Linked DNA regions of Homo sapiens: region 2 is linked to region 1. The links are chromatin loops, found by intact Hi-C in ENCODE. Cell type or tissue: Calu3. All regions are shown on one strand.

What was found. Hi-C counts contacts between places; a loop is a spot of excess contacts. Peaks named below come from ENCODE experiments on the same cell type or tissue, not always from the same donor. Only the 100,000 strongest peaks of a DNase experiment are listed, where the experiment ranks them.
Region 2: it touches region 1 in a loop (4-fold over the local background); 3 of 110 quality-filtered maps call a loop at or near these places.

What each region holds. Positions count from the first base shown.
Region 1 is chr7:18,175,655-18,180,654 of GRCh38, reverse strand. It overlaps a transcript of HDAC9 not described here. Among named protein-coding and RNA genes, the nearest start is that of MIR1302-6, 51 kb to the right of the region's middle. RefSeq lists enhancers at 2,225-2,334, 2,999-3,143 and a cis regulatory region at 3,063-3,080. In Calu3, no CTCF peak of the experiment used is centred here; DNase peaks (open chromatin) are centred at 1,394, 2,274 and 3,094.
Region 2 is chr7:18,124,657-18,129,656 of GRCh38, reverse strand. MIR1302-6 (microRNA 1302-6) reads left to right here and starts at 2,348; the gene lies at 2,348-2,437. It also overlaps a transcript of HDAC9 not described here. In Calu3, no CTCF peak of the experiment used is centred here; no DNase peak of the experiment used is centred here.

The DNA of each region.
Region 1 (5,000 bases):
TTAGTTAGGGCAGATTGGGGTTTCCAACAGGTATTTCTTGGCTCCTTCTGGTATTCTTATTCTTTCCAATTTACTCTGCTACCTGCCACATGTTATACAGCCCATTGAGTTCTGACACTCTTTGATCTAATCTAGGTACCAAATACAACCTCTCATATGGCCGCAGGATGGAAATTGTAAAATGATCAATCTCTCATACTCATCAATCTTATCAGTGACTTAGCTGATTTGGAAAAAAAAAAGAAAAAAGAAAATCACTTGACAAAAATGACAAAACAAAGTTGCTAGCACAAGGTCCAGAAAGAAACACAGAGCAAACATTTTCAATGCACCATATATAATGAATTTACAGCAGCAAATGTCCATAGGTTAAGAATGTGGTGTGTGTGTGTGTGTGTGTGTGTGTGTGTGTGTGTGTGTGTGTGTGTATGTGTCTTGGGGAGGGTGCTCACAAGAAATGCTGGCATGACAAACAGTGTAAAAACACATCAAAAGATGAAGCAAGGCAACTAAGGCGCTCACTACTGGGGGTAGGATAAAGTAAGGAGCTGACATGTAATTTGAAAAGGATGGCATAATTCTATGTGCTCAAAAGTGAGCAAACCTAAAGACAGAGACAAATCTGGAAATTGTGACAGAGCTGGGAGATGATGGTTTTAGGCCTCAATCTCATCAGTGTGGAGAGGCTTATAGACATGAGATTTTTGTGACATTCAAAAAAGGATAGTTACAGGTCACGGTTGAGAGAAAAAAGCACATATTTATGTGTGATCATTCTAAATGAACATGTGATACTTTACTATCTCTTGTACAATTACATCTTTTATGATACCAACATAACAAATTCATGACATATTTTCCAAATGAGGAATCTGGGACAAAGGGAGATTTACTAAATAAAAGATAGATGACAGGTGTTTCCAGAGCTGCGTTTAAGTCCTTGGGCTTTTACTAAGAACTTCAAATATGCATTTGTATAATTTCTCATTAATAGATAAACAGATAAGGTAATAAAATATTCAAAGAAAAGACGTTTGGGTTTATTTAGACCCAATGAGTGTGAACACCATTTTTCCTTAGGAGAGGGAGGGTAGAGAATGGAAAGAAATATAAGAGAGGTAGAAGCAAAAAAAACAAAGCTTATTCATCCTTATATAGTGGTTAAGAACATAGAACCCCAACAGGATATAAACATTTCTTTAATGATCCTGCAGTAATAACAAGCAAAATAAACAGTCAAACCTTAACATGTCCCTCCTCCCTTAGGACCTCAGCTTTACCTTGTAGTTTAAGAATTAGTCACTCATTTGGACTGGGGCAAGTCCCTATGGATTCAGAGAGTTTGCAATCAACTAATGGGTTATGGCATTATTGTTAGTGGATGATACCCCACAGGAGGCTGGACTATTGCATCAGTCAGGGTAAAGACATACTTGCTATGTGTGTGACAAACAAAAGCCTACCCAAGGTGGTTCCTCAGAGAACTCTGAATGAAAGACATGCAGTGCTTGCTTGTTCCACATCTGTTATTTCCATAATCTTTAGAAAAATAAGCTTCCTGGGCAAATATGAAAGGAACTCCATTTGACCAGATACATTCCAAAGTAAGAGATCTTGTTCTCCATTAAATGCCATACCACAACACTGTCAAATAATGAAGCCAAAAACACATCTTTAATGGAGACACACAGAAAGTTTAAGATCCTAATTTAATCTTAATAAAGACTTCAACCATTATATTAAAATATTTATTAGTCTATCACTTTAAATAAGAGGAACTGAAAATGTATACAGATTGAAAAGTCACAAATTTTAAGCCGGATGTTTTCCTTTCTATGTATTTTACTGAAGGTCCTCAGAAACGTAGTATATTTAAAAGTTACTGCTAATTATACAGTATGCAAAACTGTATTACTTTTTAAAAGTATAAAGAATGTTGGATCAATGAATTCTAAACTAACTTAAAACAATTTCCTGCTCAACCACAATTAAAAATCATGTCACTCTTTCCACTATTCTTAACCACAATACATATTTGTTTTGGGAGAGAGGTGGTTTATAAGCATTGAAACAGGGAGAAGTTCAAGTTACTAAAAGGAAAGAGGGTGGTAGGTCTGCTTCTACCGCTGTGCTAGCTGAAGAAGAGCCAAACTTAGCAACTTCCCCACATTTAGAGAACTCAGTATGAAACCACAAGTCTTGCAAACAATGACTACCCTATTGCAATGTTTGTTGTTCAATGAATAGATAAGCCACCTTAGAAAGAGGGGGGCCGGGTGCAGTGGCTCACGCCTGTCATCCCAGCACTTTGGGAGCCCAAGGCATGCAGATTGCCTGAGGTCAGAAGTTCGAGACAAGTCTGGCCAACATAGTGAAACCCTGTCTCTACTAAAAATACAAAACAATTAGCCAGCATGGTGGCATGTGCCTGTAATCCCAGCTACTCGGGATGCTGAGGCAAGGGAATTGCTTGAACTAGGGAGGTGGAGGTTCCAGTAAGCCAAGATTGTGCCACTGCACTCCAGCCTGGGTGACAGAGCAAGACTCTGTCAAAGAGGAGAGGGGAGGGGAGGGGAGGTGGAGGAGGGAACGGGAGGGAAGGGGAGGTAGGGGGATGGAGGAAGTTCAGTGGATAGCACTAGAGGTGAAAAGAACCGAAAGTCAACAAATGAATAAGCAAAAAGAAAAGGGATATGATTCATGACACATATGAAACAGTTTGGTTTTGCTCAGGTATATTCAACTGCTTCCCTCCTCCCCAATTCCATGCCCCTAGCACCACTATAATCAGCCTCCTCACAAAGTGCCCTTTATTCTTCACTTATTTGGCTCCTTTTGTGTGCTGGGCAGTATATTACTTAACTAAGAGAGCAACCATAAATACAGCTGCCAACTGCTTCACTCTATATACACCCCACAAAATGTACTTAGATGTCCCTTGCCCTCAAAAAGCTAAGCCTATTAGAGAAGACAACCCCAGTACTAAGGTAAGTTCCAGAACTGAGAGAGGTAACAAATGTCAGCGTCACCCAGGAAGGCCTCACAGAAGAATGGAGTAGGAGCTGGGTGTTGAAGATAAGTAAACAGGACACTCCCAGTGGTGAGGAAGGGTCATTCAAAGGCCTCCAAGCAAGAAAACTGGACCTGGGGAAGGTAAGCAGCTCTACATGTTGAACAGAGTGGGGTTCATTGAGGAGAAAAATAAGATAAGCCTGAAAAGGGTACGGGTTCTTATATACCTTAAATAGATGTGATAGAGAGCCACTGACATTTCTTATACAGGGCAGTGACTATATCAGAGTTAGGCTGAGAAGAGATTAATCGCACCATAGACAACAGACTTGCTAATCAGGAAGCTCAGACACAGATCCATCCGTCTTCAAGCAACTTCACAGAATTTAAATGCAGGTACTAACAGGGTGTACCCAATTTCCCTTCATTTCCCTTCCTCCTCACGTATTTTATTTTCCATAACTTACTTATATAGACCCCAAATCTTTTCTGGACTTAGGCAGAATAAAAGAAAAAGAAAGAAAACTAAGAAAGGTAGGAAGGCAGATGGGTAGGCGGATTATCAGTTCTCCCAACAGAAGGGAAAATGACATACAATGTCTACTTTGACATACTTTATTGAAATTCAAAGACTCGATAGTGTACATTACCTAACTCAAGTTATGGTATGTATTATTTTTCCAATATCTATAGTTGGCTTCCTGCATTTTTCTGCTAATTTCTAGGTTCTTTCATTGACATACCACGACCTGTTAAAATCTTTCAATTTACTGTTTCACTTTAAACATAAAGCCAAAGTAAGATACATCCAACTCTTCTTTAATAAAAAAGGAAGCACAATAATACAGACAAAAGGATAAAAATGCATTAAAAAATAACATAAAAATTATCCAAACATGATGAAATAATCTGTACACCAAAGCCCTGTGACACACAGTTTACCTGTATAACAAATCTGCACATGTACCTCTGAACTGAAAATAAATTTTTTAAAAAATTACCCAAACAGAATTTTCATAGCTGTATACTTTCATTTTCTAAGAGTTTAAAAAAATCTCTAATTATAATAATTTTTCAATACACATAAAATGATAGGAGACAGGGCTTTTGGAAGATCTAGTTAACAGTCACTGGGTTAATAACTTATTTTACAGACAGTATACCCTAAACAATAGTAACATATCCCAAAATTTACATGTCCATGAACCACCAAGCAAATATTTGGAATTCCAGTGACAAACCAAACAAGTAACTACAATGACTTGCAATATTTTTTTCCTTATCAGACAGAGATTTCAAAAACAGAGGTTCAAGATAACAGTCTGGCTTTTCCCATTTGTACGGCATTCCTGGATCTTCAGAAAGCACTGGAGATCTCAAGACCAGAAAAACACAGGGAAGGAAATCAAGCAGGCTTTCCAGTAACAGCAGACCGAAAAACTGTCACCAGCTTTTATTAAACATGTTTACATTCCTAGAGAGTCCAAAACTCATGACTAGTTTTTCTCATGAATAATGTCATTTTGACATTTCTTTCTGAAAAACAATTTCTTCTGAGAGTTAAAGATAAAAGGTGAGTGCTTGGTCATACACCACTATGATTATCTGCCCTCTCACAGAACTCACAGAATTCCAAAGAAGGCAGAATTACTAGGGCAAATTCCAGCTCCAAAGGAAAAATCCCCAGCTCACCCAGAACACTTTCCAGTGGAACTACATTACTGGTATGAAGAGAACATTTTCTTGGACATTAAGAGCCTGGGAGAAAAGGTTAATTATGCAATGATATGTGAGGAGCAACCATCTATCATAAGCAGCAAGAGCCTTATATAATCAAGTGCCAGGAAGTTATTCTAAAAAAAGGGGGGGGGGGGTTAAAAATAATTTTACAGATTACCTCAAAGCTTATCAATTTCCTATAAATCAATACAATATTTTTTAAAAGTTCACCAATAATATGGTCATGAGTCTTTCATTTGGATATTAAA
Region 2 (5,000 bases), 51 kb after region 1:
ACAAGACTGCACAAGCTACAGATAATTGAATATGCAAAAAGACAGTAAAGTATTTAATCAACTATAATAACAAAGTTAAATATTCTGCTTTCCTCAGGTTTTAATATTGTATTAAAAACTGGACAGAATCATAAGTAAAATAAAAATTAGTTAAATTTATGTGTACATGCCTTCAGACACATTAGTACACATAAGACCCTACTAAATGCTGACTCATTTTATAGGTTCTATAGGCTTATTAATTAAAACTTAAAAGGTGAATAAAACAAGGTCCTCTCTCAATGAATTTAGAGTCTAGCATGAGAGAAAGACACATTATAACAACTCTGGAATTACAGAGAGAAGAAAGAAAACAAACCTACCTAGGCACATGAAAAAATAATTTCCATGGTATATCAGTTTAAAAACTGTTTTTCAATAGAATTTCAGTGTTAATGAAATCCTAAGAGTTCAATGAGGATTATACTCACATTTTAGATATAATGAAATCTATTCAGTGACTTCTTCAATAGCCATACAAATAGTAGGTAAGAGGAAGACACGAGAGTCAAATCCCAGTCTCCTTGCTTCAATCACAGCATTGTTCTCTTTAACATATTTGAAAGGATTAGGGGCTTATGTTATGTTCTCTCTCTTGCGAAAAAGCACATGAGGAGAAATGCGCTCTGGAAATCCAGATAAGGCAATGTAACTATATCACTTCTGGAAAGCTAGCTCCTAAAAGTCCTGTTCTCAGCCTGTTAGAGTGGCAAGAAAGGAAGAAAAGGAAAAAAATGAGCAATGAGAGAGGGAGGGAGAAAAAAAGAGAGACAGGAAGAGAGGGAAGGAAGACAAGGAAAAGGAAAGAGAATCAGGATTCAGCTGTACTAATCATAAGGAATAAAGAGACATGGCACAAAGACCCATTAAGAAGCTATCTTCCCTAACCCCTACCATTTAGGTAAAACATGCCATTCAATTTTTTGAATACATCTGTTTTGTCTGTAGTCAAATCTAAGTGCATGGCTGACTGCAGAGACCTTGGGGAACAGCCTTTCCAGATCCCCTGCTTCTATTCCAAGGCATCTGCACATAGTTCAGATGCTTTTTGTAATCACTCAGCTACCCTAAGGTGTCCTGAGAAGCAGTTCTGAGAAAGGTTCATGTGGCTTGAGGCTTCCCAACTCTGTTGAAGCCAGTAACAAACTAATAAAGACCTCGGCTATCATTCAATCCCACCCCTGCTTGATTTTACAGACAACAAAGCCAAGATTCAGAGAGATGAAAGGAGCCACATTCATCCATAACATACTGTTAGCTGACCCAAAACTATCATTCTTATTGCAGCCACATTATGGCTAACAGCACACGCTTCCTGCTTAGTGGTCTGAAAAGACTTTGAGGCCCCAGTTAAAGTCCTTAAGGTAACTAGATAATAAAACAATCCTACTGATTTACCCAGTGGTTTCCAAGCCAGTCTCTGAGATTTTTTGGTAAAGGTACAAGTTTCCTAGAGTTTGGGCAGAGAACATAAGGTGCTGGCTTGGATTAGCTTCACTGAGAAGCGTCTGGTCTGCTACTATGTTGGTATATAGCTAAATGGTTGGATACTGAGAACCGTAACTTTTCCCTCTGTATTCTTGTTACTCAAGAAATAAAAATTGTATTGTAAAAGTGTTACCTTTTACTAAGTGAAAATATAGTTTAAGAATTGTTAGAGACCTCAATCATCTACTAATTCTTTGAAAAGTATTTTATAAAGTTTTTTTTAAATGCACGAAAATTGTCTTCAAAATTTGTTTAGTATACAAGAATCAAAAGCAAAAGAAATCTGAATAATAATAATAATCAAATTTTAGATAAAATTAAAAACATAAAGTCACCAACAGGTTCTGTGGGAAAAATACCCTATCAGAATAACTAAAAGAATGGTCTTAAGCTCTTCTTTTTCTTTGCACAGGGTCTAAAAATTTTGGCCTCTAGAGTTACCCTGCATTAAAGCATGGCTGTGTTAAGTAAATACATAACTTGAAAAATATAATCACTGAAGACATTAGCTCTGACAAACAGGCTAATCCTATTCCTTTTTTAAAATAGTCACTAGACACTTTGAAAACCAGAGAGAATAAGGTCCCCAGTTAATGTTTAAGTTTACCTGAGCAGGTAAACTGCAAACTAAAGAAGCAAAGAATGGGGTTAATAAGCCAAAGCCAGAAGTACAGAGGGAGCAGGGAAGCAGATAAAGGGGTTCCTGGACAGACTTAATGCCTAGAGAAGGAGAGAGAAGGAAGGGACACTACTAAGGTTTCCAAATTTCACAAGTAATAATAAAACATGACACCCACTTAAATATAAATTTCAGATAAGCAACAAATAATTTGGTAATATATGTATGGCCCACACAATATTTAGGACAACAATATTTGGGACATACTTATGCTAAAAAAGTATTTGTTGATAATATAAAATTCAAATATTACTAGGTGTCCTATATTTTTTTCTGACAATCTAGACACTGGTGAAGAGAAGCACAAACTCACAAGTCACACTAATATTGATTCATATCCCAGCTCTATCAATGATCTTATGCAAGTTCTTTAAATTCTCTGAGAATCACTTGGAACCTAACAGCATTGCTGCAAAACCAAAATTAGATAATATTAAAATGCCCAGGCATCAATAACTATTCATTTATCCTCTTTCGTTCACGTACTTCACAGTTTTGTCTGGAGCTAACTTGGATTAGAAAGATACTTTTTCATGCAGATTACTAATTTTAATCCCAATTGCTCTTCCTTGAATGCGGACAATATATAGGGTGCTTAAAATCTTAGCTTATAATCAAACTACTACTATCTTTAATCCAAACAGAAATACAGTTTGATTTGGGGAAAATGTTTAGAGCAAATTGACAGCCAGCACTAGTAAACCCCTCACTCTCAGAAATTGGTAGTTTCCACAGAATGATTGGACTTTCTGTGGCCAATAAACTAAATTGAAAAATCTCCAGCCAACTGTAATAAACACAGAATTGAAGCTAATAAAACACCACAGGGCATTTCAAGGTAACTCAGCAGGAGAGAGCTCACCAATATAGATGTGTTTACAGATGGTGACTAAAGATATAATAATTAATCTGCTTTTGAACTAATGAACAAATCACATGCTTCCTTAAAATACAAAGCACAAAGCTCTTAGCTGCTAATTAAGTTCAGGAGTGGAATAAACACTTGATTTGCAGGAAAGGATAAGGCTCATAAACAGTAATATACAGCTATCCAAGTCTTGCCTGTCTGACTCAGAAAAAACACGTGCTCTATTCAGAATGTAAAAACTGACCCAACGCTATCATTCACCTGGGGTTTTCAAGTCTTAACAAGATCCAAGATAATTTTTTATTAGATGTAATGTACTTCCTCAAGGATCTTTTACAAAGTAATTATTCTAAATTGGCTATAAGAATGCTAAATGTAGTATTTTAAAATAATAATAATACATAAAGCTTGTACAAGTTCAACCACAGGACACAAGCGAATCAATACCAGAAATCCAATAAATCAGTTATTCTCTATCCCCTTTGTAAGTGTTTAGAGTAGTTGACTATATAAATAGGAAAGAATTTCTCATACAAAATTTAATGGAACCAGATTTCTTCTCCTAGATGAAAGAAGGAAGAAGGAAAACATACAGGTAGATAGACCAACAAATAAACAAATGATAGCCAGATAGACTCAGGGTTGACAAACTACAGCCTGTAGGCCTGTTTCGGCACCACTTACAAAGTAAGAGTGTTTTCACATTTTTAAATAGTTTTTTAAAAACTCAACAGAAAAATATTTTATGACACATGAAAATTATATGAAACTGAAGGAAACACAAGGAAGTTGTCCATAGCTAAAGTGTTAATGGAACACGGCCAACTTGCTTAGCTATTGTGCATGGCTGCTTTTCTGCTACAAGGGCAGAGTAGTTGTAACACAGACCATATGGCCCACAAAGCCTAAAATATTTACTATCTTGCTGATAGTAAATATGAATGGTATGCCGACCCCTGAGATAGATAAGTAGATAACACAGACTGTAATCCCTGTCTACATGTCCCAAAAGGTTTCCAAAGTGTTGTCATTAAAATCACCACAGTACTTCAGAATTTATTTTATCATCACTTAAGAAACAAATCATATATATCATGAGCCAGTCCTCATCTTGTTGCTCCATTTAACACACACACACACACACACACACGCATATATATATGTGTTAGTGTATATATACATTCCCTTGGAAAAAAGAGATTCAGGAAAGTCCTAGAAACTCAGCGTCTCAACAGAGGATCTCTGTGCCATCTCCCCTCACAGCCCCAAAACCTTTGATGTTGCCTTCACAGCCCCTTCCCCTCTCCAGTCCTTGATCTTCACTTGCACTGCAGCCTGTCCTAGGCAGTGTCCCGGGTGGCAGGAATTGATATGGCTGAGACAAAGGGTAAAAGATGGGGGGGTACCCTCATTCCCCAGGACTGCTGCAGCTGTTCTCAGCCACGAGTCAACTTCCTCCAACACACCTTTCTCCCTCCTCATCATCAAATCTGGCTATTTATCAAAAATATAAGAAGATAATACCTCAGTATTACAGACTCAAGAACACACTCTTTCTGCTTTAATGTTCTTTTATCTTTCTCTACAGTGCTAGGATGAAAAAGTGTGAAGGGCAGAGAAGCTTCCCCCAACAACCACTGTCATCTATTTCCTCTGTTGCTAACAATGTTAAAAAAAAAAAAAGAAAAAGAAAGAAAGAAAAACTGAGAAAATATCAGTCATCTGTTCCTTTTGGGATCAGAGGCAGAAGTGTAAGAAAAATGCAGTGAGGTTGTGTGTTGCTCTAGAATGGGCAATATGGAAAGCAGAAACCCTGTCAGTAACAGCAGCTGGGGGCAAGGCAAATGGAAGGAACCAGATCAATCTCTTGGATTCTTAAATAAATAAACAAATACATAAATAAATAAAGTGAAATGAACCCATGAC